Regions from separate parts of the Homo sapiens genome. Here regions 1 and 2 are each linked to region 3. A link is an interaction called in ENCODE POLR2A ChIA-PET data of the cell type or tissue named here. Cell type or tissue: CD4-positive, alpha-beta T cell. All regions are shown on one strand.

What was found. ChIA-PET counts read pairs that join two places held together with the same protein. Peaks named below come from ENCODE experiments on the same cell type or tissue, not always from the same donor. Only the 100,000 strongest peaks of a DNase experiment are listed, where the experiment ranks them.
Region 1: POLR2A ChIA-PET joins it to region 3 with 7 read pairs; 3 of 35 experiments call an interaction of 5 or more read pairs at or near these places.
Region 2: POLR2A ChIA-PET joins it to region 3 with 5 read pairs; 3 of 35 experiments call an interaction of 5 or more read pairs at or near these places.

Annotation. Positions count from the first base shown.
Region 1 is chr2:147,499,471-147,501,970 of GRCh38, reverse strand. No RefSeq gene overlaps it. Among named protein-coding and RNA genes, the nearest start is that of ACVR2A, 340 kb to the left of the region's middle. In CD4-positive, alpha-beta T cell, no CTCF peak of the experiment used is centred here; no DNase peak of the experiment used is centred here.
Region 2 is chr2:147,512,000-147,514,499 of GRCh38, reverse strand. No RefSeq gene overlaps it. Among named protein-coding and RNA genes, the nearest start is that of ACVR2A, 330 kb to the left of the region's middle. In CD4-positive, alpha-beta T cell, no CTCF peak of the experiment used is centred here; no DNase peak of the experiment used is centred here.
Region 3 is chr2:147,662,729-147,665,228 of GRCh38, reverse strand. No RefSeq gene overlaps it. Among named protein-coding and RNA genes, the nearest start is that of ACVR2A, 180 kb to the left of the region's middle. In CD4-positive, alpha-beta T cell, no CTCF peak of the experiment used is centred here; DNase peaks (open chromatin) are centred at 1,148 and 1,498; H3K4me3 peaks cover 1,167 bases; H3K27ac peaks cover 1,951 bases.

The sequences.
Region 1 (2,500 bases), 160 kb after region 3:
CTACAACATTGCTTTATACATGATAGGTCCATAATAAATGTATGTTGATTTGTAACAGTTTACATTTTGTGTATAAAACTCTCCTGTTTTTCCTTCTTACGCTTCATCTGTTTCTTCACAGTGCTAATGCTTAGTAGGTTTATTCTATAACATTTATTTCATAAACAATTATTATTAAATAGTTTCATGTTTTGGATTTCTTGGTTCCTGGGGGATGGGCCGCTAGAAACTTGCTCTTCTAAATGTGGCCCATAGAGGAGCAGCATGAGCATCCCATGGGAGCTGCCTCGGCGTACAGAATGGTGGGCCCTACCCCAGGCCTGCAGAGCCAGAGTCTGTGTTATCACAGGATTCCCGAGTGATCTGCATGTATCTTACAGTTTGGGAAGCACTGCTCTATAGTCATTTTTTGAAATTCTTTCCTTTTTGGAACTCTTTATTTTTGTAGTCTTTACTTCTTCATCAGAACCGCATTCTGGCTCCTGCGGAGTCATGTTGGTACTTCCAGGACCTATTGCCCCTTGACAAAGTTTGATATATCTGATTTTGTAAAATGGCAAGTGTGGCTGAGTTCATTCTACTGAGATTCTTCATGTCAATATAAAAAAAAACATCTATAATATATTCATCTTATAATCACACAAATAAACCAACGCTGATATTAAAAAAAATTATGTTGCATAGGACCCCAAGGGTTTATGTTTGGTATGACTTAGAAATTCTCAGATGTGTGTCTGCTTTATTGCTGGTTTCTCTCCCACTGACATGTAATTTGCAAAACCACAAGTTTATGATGTGAAGAGTGTGTCAAAAGCAGGAGAGAAAGGAAAAGTTCCCCTGAAGAGTTGAGTTCCAAATAGAAGAAGATGCAGAAATATTGGGGGAGACAAATCTAGCAATGCATGCACCTTCTGTTCTCACTGCTTTTTATATAAGAGCATTTGGCTCCATTTCCTGTGGACACTAAGACTGCCAGGTTTTTGCTTATTCAATTGACTTTTATTGTTTTGATTCAAGCTTTTAAAATATTTGCAACCTAAGAAGAGCTTATGTAATTCTGGGTACTGATAGATGAGTGTAAAGATCTTTGGAAAACAGTTTGTTAGAAATGATAGATTAAGTGTCTTACCCTCATTTTTATTATTTCTTTTGGGACTTTATTTTACATTATCACTATATGAATAATAACTGCTGCACTTACTTTTAAGAAAATGGAGAAAATTATATTTTTTCCAAAATTGTTGCATAGGATTCTAGGTCCTAACAGAAATCCAACTGTAGATGTATCTTGGCAATGTCCAACATGGCTGGCCTTTTTACTTTACTAGTATCATTTGCTTTCAAAAAAGGAGCAGAATTTCTTCTTATTGGATTAAAATTTGTCTTGAAAGTAAAAGCAAATTATGCTGAGCATAGAATTTCAAACCTGAGTGAAAAACATCTGAACGCTGGGTGTTCATCTTTCTAACAAGCTTACCAGATGGATGGGAAGTGGTGTTTGCTGTGTATTTCCTCAACATATCAATATGTGAGGATGTGGTACAAAATATGGTTTTCCTGCAAATGAGCAAAACCATGCCAGAGGAGTATAAGCAATGTGTTTGTACTCTGAAAGAACTTTAGAAATTGGAAGGCCACTATTGACTTAAAACCTGCCCAGTGCTTTTTACTCGTCAAATTCTTAGAACTGATGTGATCGGGGTTGAAAAGATACAATTGTTTCTGCTATTCATCTAACTATTTCGAGAGCACTTAAAGGGTTCTTTCAGTCAAGAAACACAAGGAGAACTGAAAAGCTATCTGCATTCATGGCCTTTGAATTAAAAAAAAAAAAAGAAAGAAACTGTAAATTTAGGCCACCAAAAAAAGCAGTGCGTGTCAAGGGATTTTTCCAGTGTTTTAGTGTGTGTGTTTATGACCAATGAGCTTTCTTTGGCTGTCAATCAGTTAAGAATTAGGCCACAGTCATGGATCAATGGTCAATTGGCATTATTTGAGAACAGTTATGGAATTAGTCATAGCAGTGATGCAATGATCTCTGATCATTGGAGCTGTTAGGAAGGGGGAAATGGCTAATCGGCTTCTAAGATCCTATGAACTGTCTATTTCTTTTTTAGGAAAGTAAAACTGCCTTGGCTTTTGTCTTAAATTCTTAGTGCTAGTCCAAAACCTTTATTCTTTCTTTGTTAATTATTGTTTCTCAGTGGCTCTCGTTCTTATGGTATTGATCATGTGTTGCCTACATTTCCTGGAAAAATAATAATAACTTCTCCAAGCCAAGTGAAAGTTATCTTATCATCCCAAAGAGAATAATGAAGTGGCTGAAATGTTGAAAGATTCATGTTCTTACAGGTCAAAATTAGACACTTATAGTCACCATATTGCTACTAGTGACCTATAAAATTTAATCCATGCCTGGGGCTGAGAAAATCAGATACCTTGAATGCTCATTGTATTCTTGGTCATAAGTTTCCATCATCTTGCTGCCTCTAGGATGGAA
Region 2 (2,500 bases), 150 kb after region 3:
ATTATGCTTTTGCCTTTCCTCACTTAGCTGAAGCTTTGACGGCCCTAAATTTCCTAAAGGCCTTGTTAAGAAAAATAAAATTAGAATTTAATTATATGAGTATACTACATATATATTATCTTTTAGGCTCTAGGGAATACCACACATTTATGTGGATTCATTCACTCATTCATCTACTTTTATTGGGCCCCCAGTCTGTCCCAGGCACACTGCTAGGTACCAGAGTTGTTATTTACATAGCAGCTGCAAGGAATTGAGACTTGTGGTGGCCATTTTTGATGCAGTTGTATCTCATTGAATCACCAGTATCTCTGTTCTAGCACTGGAGCTAACATTGAGAGCCTAGACTGAGACCAGTCTTGTTCTCAAAGGGCTTGCCATCTGGCTGGAAGGAGAAGAAAGATTGGCCTGCAAGCTTCACAGGTGCTGTAAGAATAATATAATGACCTGCACAGTAATCACACTAGTGGTAAGAATAATGAGAATAGATAACACTGATGTTTTTGTGATGTGCCAGGTTATTAGTGATCTAAATAGATTATAGTATTTAAAATTCTCATGAACCTAACAAAAGAGATGCCAATGTTATGTCCACTTTACAGATGAGAAAACAGGCACAGAAGTGAACTAGCCTGCTCGAGGACATATAAGTAGTGAGGAGCAGCACTGTTCTGTCTGGCTCCAGAACCTGCCCACATGAGCAATTCTCTGTGCTGCACACAGAAACTCCATTTGAAACAATGTCACCAACCGCAGCTTTATATACATAAAGCCATTCAGTTTTATAGAAGGATTTTGCAAAATATTTCTGTAAATAGCAAATGCTCTTGACACATTCAAAAGAAGGTTCAGTTGGCAAAAGATTGATTTATGCTTTTGTCTTCAGGAACGTATCTATTTCGTAGTGGAAATTTCACCTAGTTATGTGGATATAAAATTTTAATCAGCTTACATATATAGCAGAGGAAGGTAAAAGCAATACAGTAGATACCCTTTCCTTCTAGTCTACCCATGAAGACATTTTTGACAGGTGTTTTTTAATACAGAAAAATAATACAGAAGAAAACTGAAATGTAAACTATGCCACAATTACAGATAATCCTTATTGACTTTGAACCTTAATCATATGGATCTATTACTTTTATTTTTTAAAAAGTACAGAAAGGTATAAAATGAAAAATAAAATCTGTCTTTTCCACCTTAACCCCCTAATATGGATAAGAATTTCTGGAGTATCCTCGAGGAAACTGATGTGGAATTGAATACCTTTTGAAGGGGCTAGAAGGAGTGAAAAGACACTTTCTTTGTGTGCTGAGTCCCCTCCAGAAGGTACGAGTCACAAAAATAAATATTACTTTATTTTCAGGCATTAAGTGTGGGGTGTCGGTAGGAAAGAAGATTGTCAAAGAGAGAATCGTTAACCATTGAGTCTCCTGTTTCTTTCTCAAGTGTCTCCACCTGCATCCCCTTTTGTGTCCTCATGAGTCTTCCATGACCCAGGCATGGCTCACTCACTTCCATCCGGACCAAACATGACTTATATGCTTTCAGTAGCCCCCCAACCCAGTTTCCTCATTTTTATCCTTACAACTCTGAGAAGATGATCTACACTAAAATCCAATGCAGACTCTCCTTTCTACTCATACTCCTTCCTGTTCTCTCTTCTTTCCTCTTTCTGTCCCTATTCCTCCGTTCCACTTTCTATCTGTCTCGGTCTCTTCCTCTATCTCTTTAAGCATCTCTGTGCATTTCCACTCAAGTTTAGACCCTTGCCATTGCCACTTTTTCTGCCCACAAATGGGTGCATTTGATGGTACATAGTGATGGTGTTTGAGTGCATGTGTCTTTCTAAAATAGTCTATGGCTTGCCTGATTCTGTTTAAGTCCTTAACAGCATATACAAATCCTTTGTGGGAGATATCTGGAGTCAAACGAGTCCTCACTCTCATCCTACAGGCCATCACTGAGTGCTTCTTTCATCAATACACCATTGCTAGGCGTGAAATGGGCTATTTTGGATTTTAAGAACCAAATGTAAATGTGCTTAATGAGCCTCGAGGGAGCTGTGGCATGGCCAGGGAAAAAAGGCTTTTAGCAGCAGATGCAGACAAAAGTATTGGATTTCAGTCTCTGGGTCTCCTGAAAAGTCAAAGACAAAGAAAATGGAGATCCTGGCCGCTGATGGGGTAGGAGTCAGTCAAAACCTAAAACCCTGAGCAACTGGAGTCTCTTGACAGTTTTCTCTGGTAAAGAATTCAATAAACGGTGGGGGCACATATGGAGTGTAATTATTTATTATAGTAGTGCAAAGCCCCTGGTACTGTTGGGTATTCCTTAAAAGAGCTCAAGGAAACCAGCAATGGGAAGGAAGTCTCTGCAGCAGTTTTAAGGTTCTGAGAAGTCATTTTTAACATTTTTTTAGATGTAACTTGAAAAACTCATCTGAGTATTCAAAATCTGCCTGAAATCTCCTTTTGGCTCTGTCAAAACAACATTCTTT
Region 3 (2,500 bases):
GTCAACCTAGCCAAGGCCATGCTAGACCAGCCTATAGCCAGCCAAGCCCCAGACATGTGACACAACCCAGCCATGGTCAGCAGATCCACCTGACAACCTCCAATAGGCAAGCACTAAGCACTTATTTTGCATGTGATTATTTGTTAGTCAGTGTTATTATGGAAATGTAGAACTGAAACACTACCCAAATAGATTGCTCCTTGAGGGCAGGACCACATCTTTTCTACGGTTTTTTTTTTTTTTTTTTTTTTACCAGTGTTCAATAAATAACTAGTAATTGATAGATATAGATTAATAGATACTGTCAAGGATTTTAATACAGGTTGAGCATCCCTAATCTGAAAATTTGAAATCCAAAATTCTCCGAAATTTGAAAATTTGTGAACGTCAACATGATATCACAATTGGAAAAATCCCACACCTGACCTCAGGTATACAAGCTTTGTTTCATGCAAAAAATTATTAAGAATATTGTATGACATTATCTTCAAGCTGCACGTATTAGGTGTATATGAAACAAATGAATTTCATCTTTAGACTTGGGTCCCCATTTTCAAGATATGTCATTATGTATATGCAAACATTCCAAAATTTGAAAAAAATTAAAAATCTGAAAAACTTTTGGTCCCAAGCATGTCATATAAGGGATGCTGAGCCTGTACTATAAACATAGTCATGAAAAATGGGAACTTTCTTGAACTAACGCTGATGACTTTTCTAAAACTTTTCAGCAAGGGGGGAAAGAAAGCCCCAGAGGCAGCCCCTGAAAGGGAGAAAGTGAGGAGGCTGGGTGGGTTGCTCTGTAGGTTTTCTGTATGAAAGCGAAGCCTCTCCCTACCCCACCTCCCTGGGCTCTGGTGAGTTTTAGGATACCTTGCTGGGTGACACAGTCCTCTTTAAAGAGGAGCTGACAGAGGACAAACACCCAGTACACCTTCTGGAGTCTAAATCTCATTTGACAGTTTTTCTAGAATGCCTGTCTTTCCTAGTAAAGCTTGCTCTGACAAATGCTAAGTAGACTGCCAGAGAAAATCGCTGAGCTTTGTGGATGTTGGTCAGGTGGGTCAGAGTTGATGGCATTGTGTCATAGTCATTTTCCATCATCAAAGGAGTGAGGAAGTACTGCTCAAAAGATCCATTTTGCTCTGTCTTGCGTAGCTATGCTTTAGAATGCTGCTAGAAATCTAAGAAGGGCTGTTAGTCTCTGTTCAGATCTCTAGGAAAACTTTCTGAGATTGTGAAGAGGTACTGAACATCTAAGTCCTTTCTTAAGACAGTAAGTCAAGGTGATATACAGATGCTGAGAAAGGCACACACAAGCAGATGTGAGGAATATCAGTTTCACTTTGTAGTCAGCACAGTGCTGTGCTCTGAAGAAGGAAGTCATATACCAAAGCCCACATAGGGAATCCCTGTCGTTATGATGGGAATCTTCCCTAATGAATCAGAGGTGGAAAGTGGCTTTGTAGTCACATTGCCTGGATTTGAGAGTCCAGCTTTGTTATTTACCTGCTGCATGATCTCAAGCAGGAAAACTTAGTTGATGAGCTTAGTTTCCTGTCTTGTAAGATGGAAGTGATAATAGTGCCAACCTCACAGAGTTGTGGTGAGGACTATGTGAGACAAAATATGAAAGGTTTTTGATGAAGCACTGAGTGCATAATGAGATCTGGGTAAATGGTGGCTGAGTGATTTCTGTAGTCCGTGTTGATCCTTAAGAGCCAGGTAGTAAGCAATAATAGTCGAGCTTGTCCTATGAGGGAATGGCTGGTAGGATGCTGTATTGACAAAAGATGAATCTTTAGGGGAAATTAAATTTCTGCTTGTTCCGCTATCAGGCTTGCACTGACTGTAGATAATGCCATAGTGAAACTGAATTGTCCTGAGAGTCCTTTATGCTCACCTATCCCTGTTCTCTCAAGGCTGAACCACAGTCTACTGAAGAACAAATTTGTTCAACTGTAGTAGCTGCGTGGCACATTCACTGCTCCAGGATAACCATTCATTCAATTGGCTAGAGTCTGGGCATGATGGTAAACTTTGGATGATGTAGAGGCTGAGAATTTCAAGGCTAGTGGTCACTGATGACCATTACCATGGTTTTAATAAGTATGTGTCTATATAGTGTGTGTATGTGTGTTCATGAGAAGGGTATCTGGCTTTTACTCCTCCTTTAGTTGTTCAGTCTTTCAGCAAATATTTACTGACTGTGCCCACTGTATGCTAGGCACTGTGCTCTAAGTGTAAGTAGTGTAGACATGCTCTTACTGTTATCTGCAAGTAGATTCATTTCTTAATCCTTCTCTGCAAATTCTATTTCCAGGTACCCTTGTCAATTGGCTTCTTGGTATATTTGACTAATAAGAGACACTAGAAGGAGATAATAGAGCAGGAGGAAGAGGAGGAGCAATGGTATTTCTTACTGTGTCCCCCACCTACCACTTTGGGAAGTGGCTACATCTTCTCTGTGTTCCAGCTCCCATGGTAGCTTCTGCCGTGA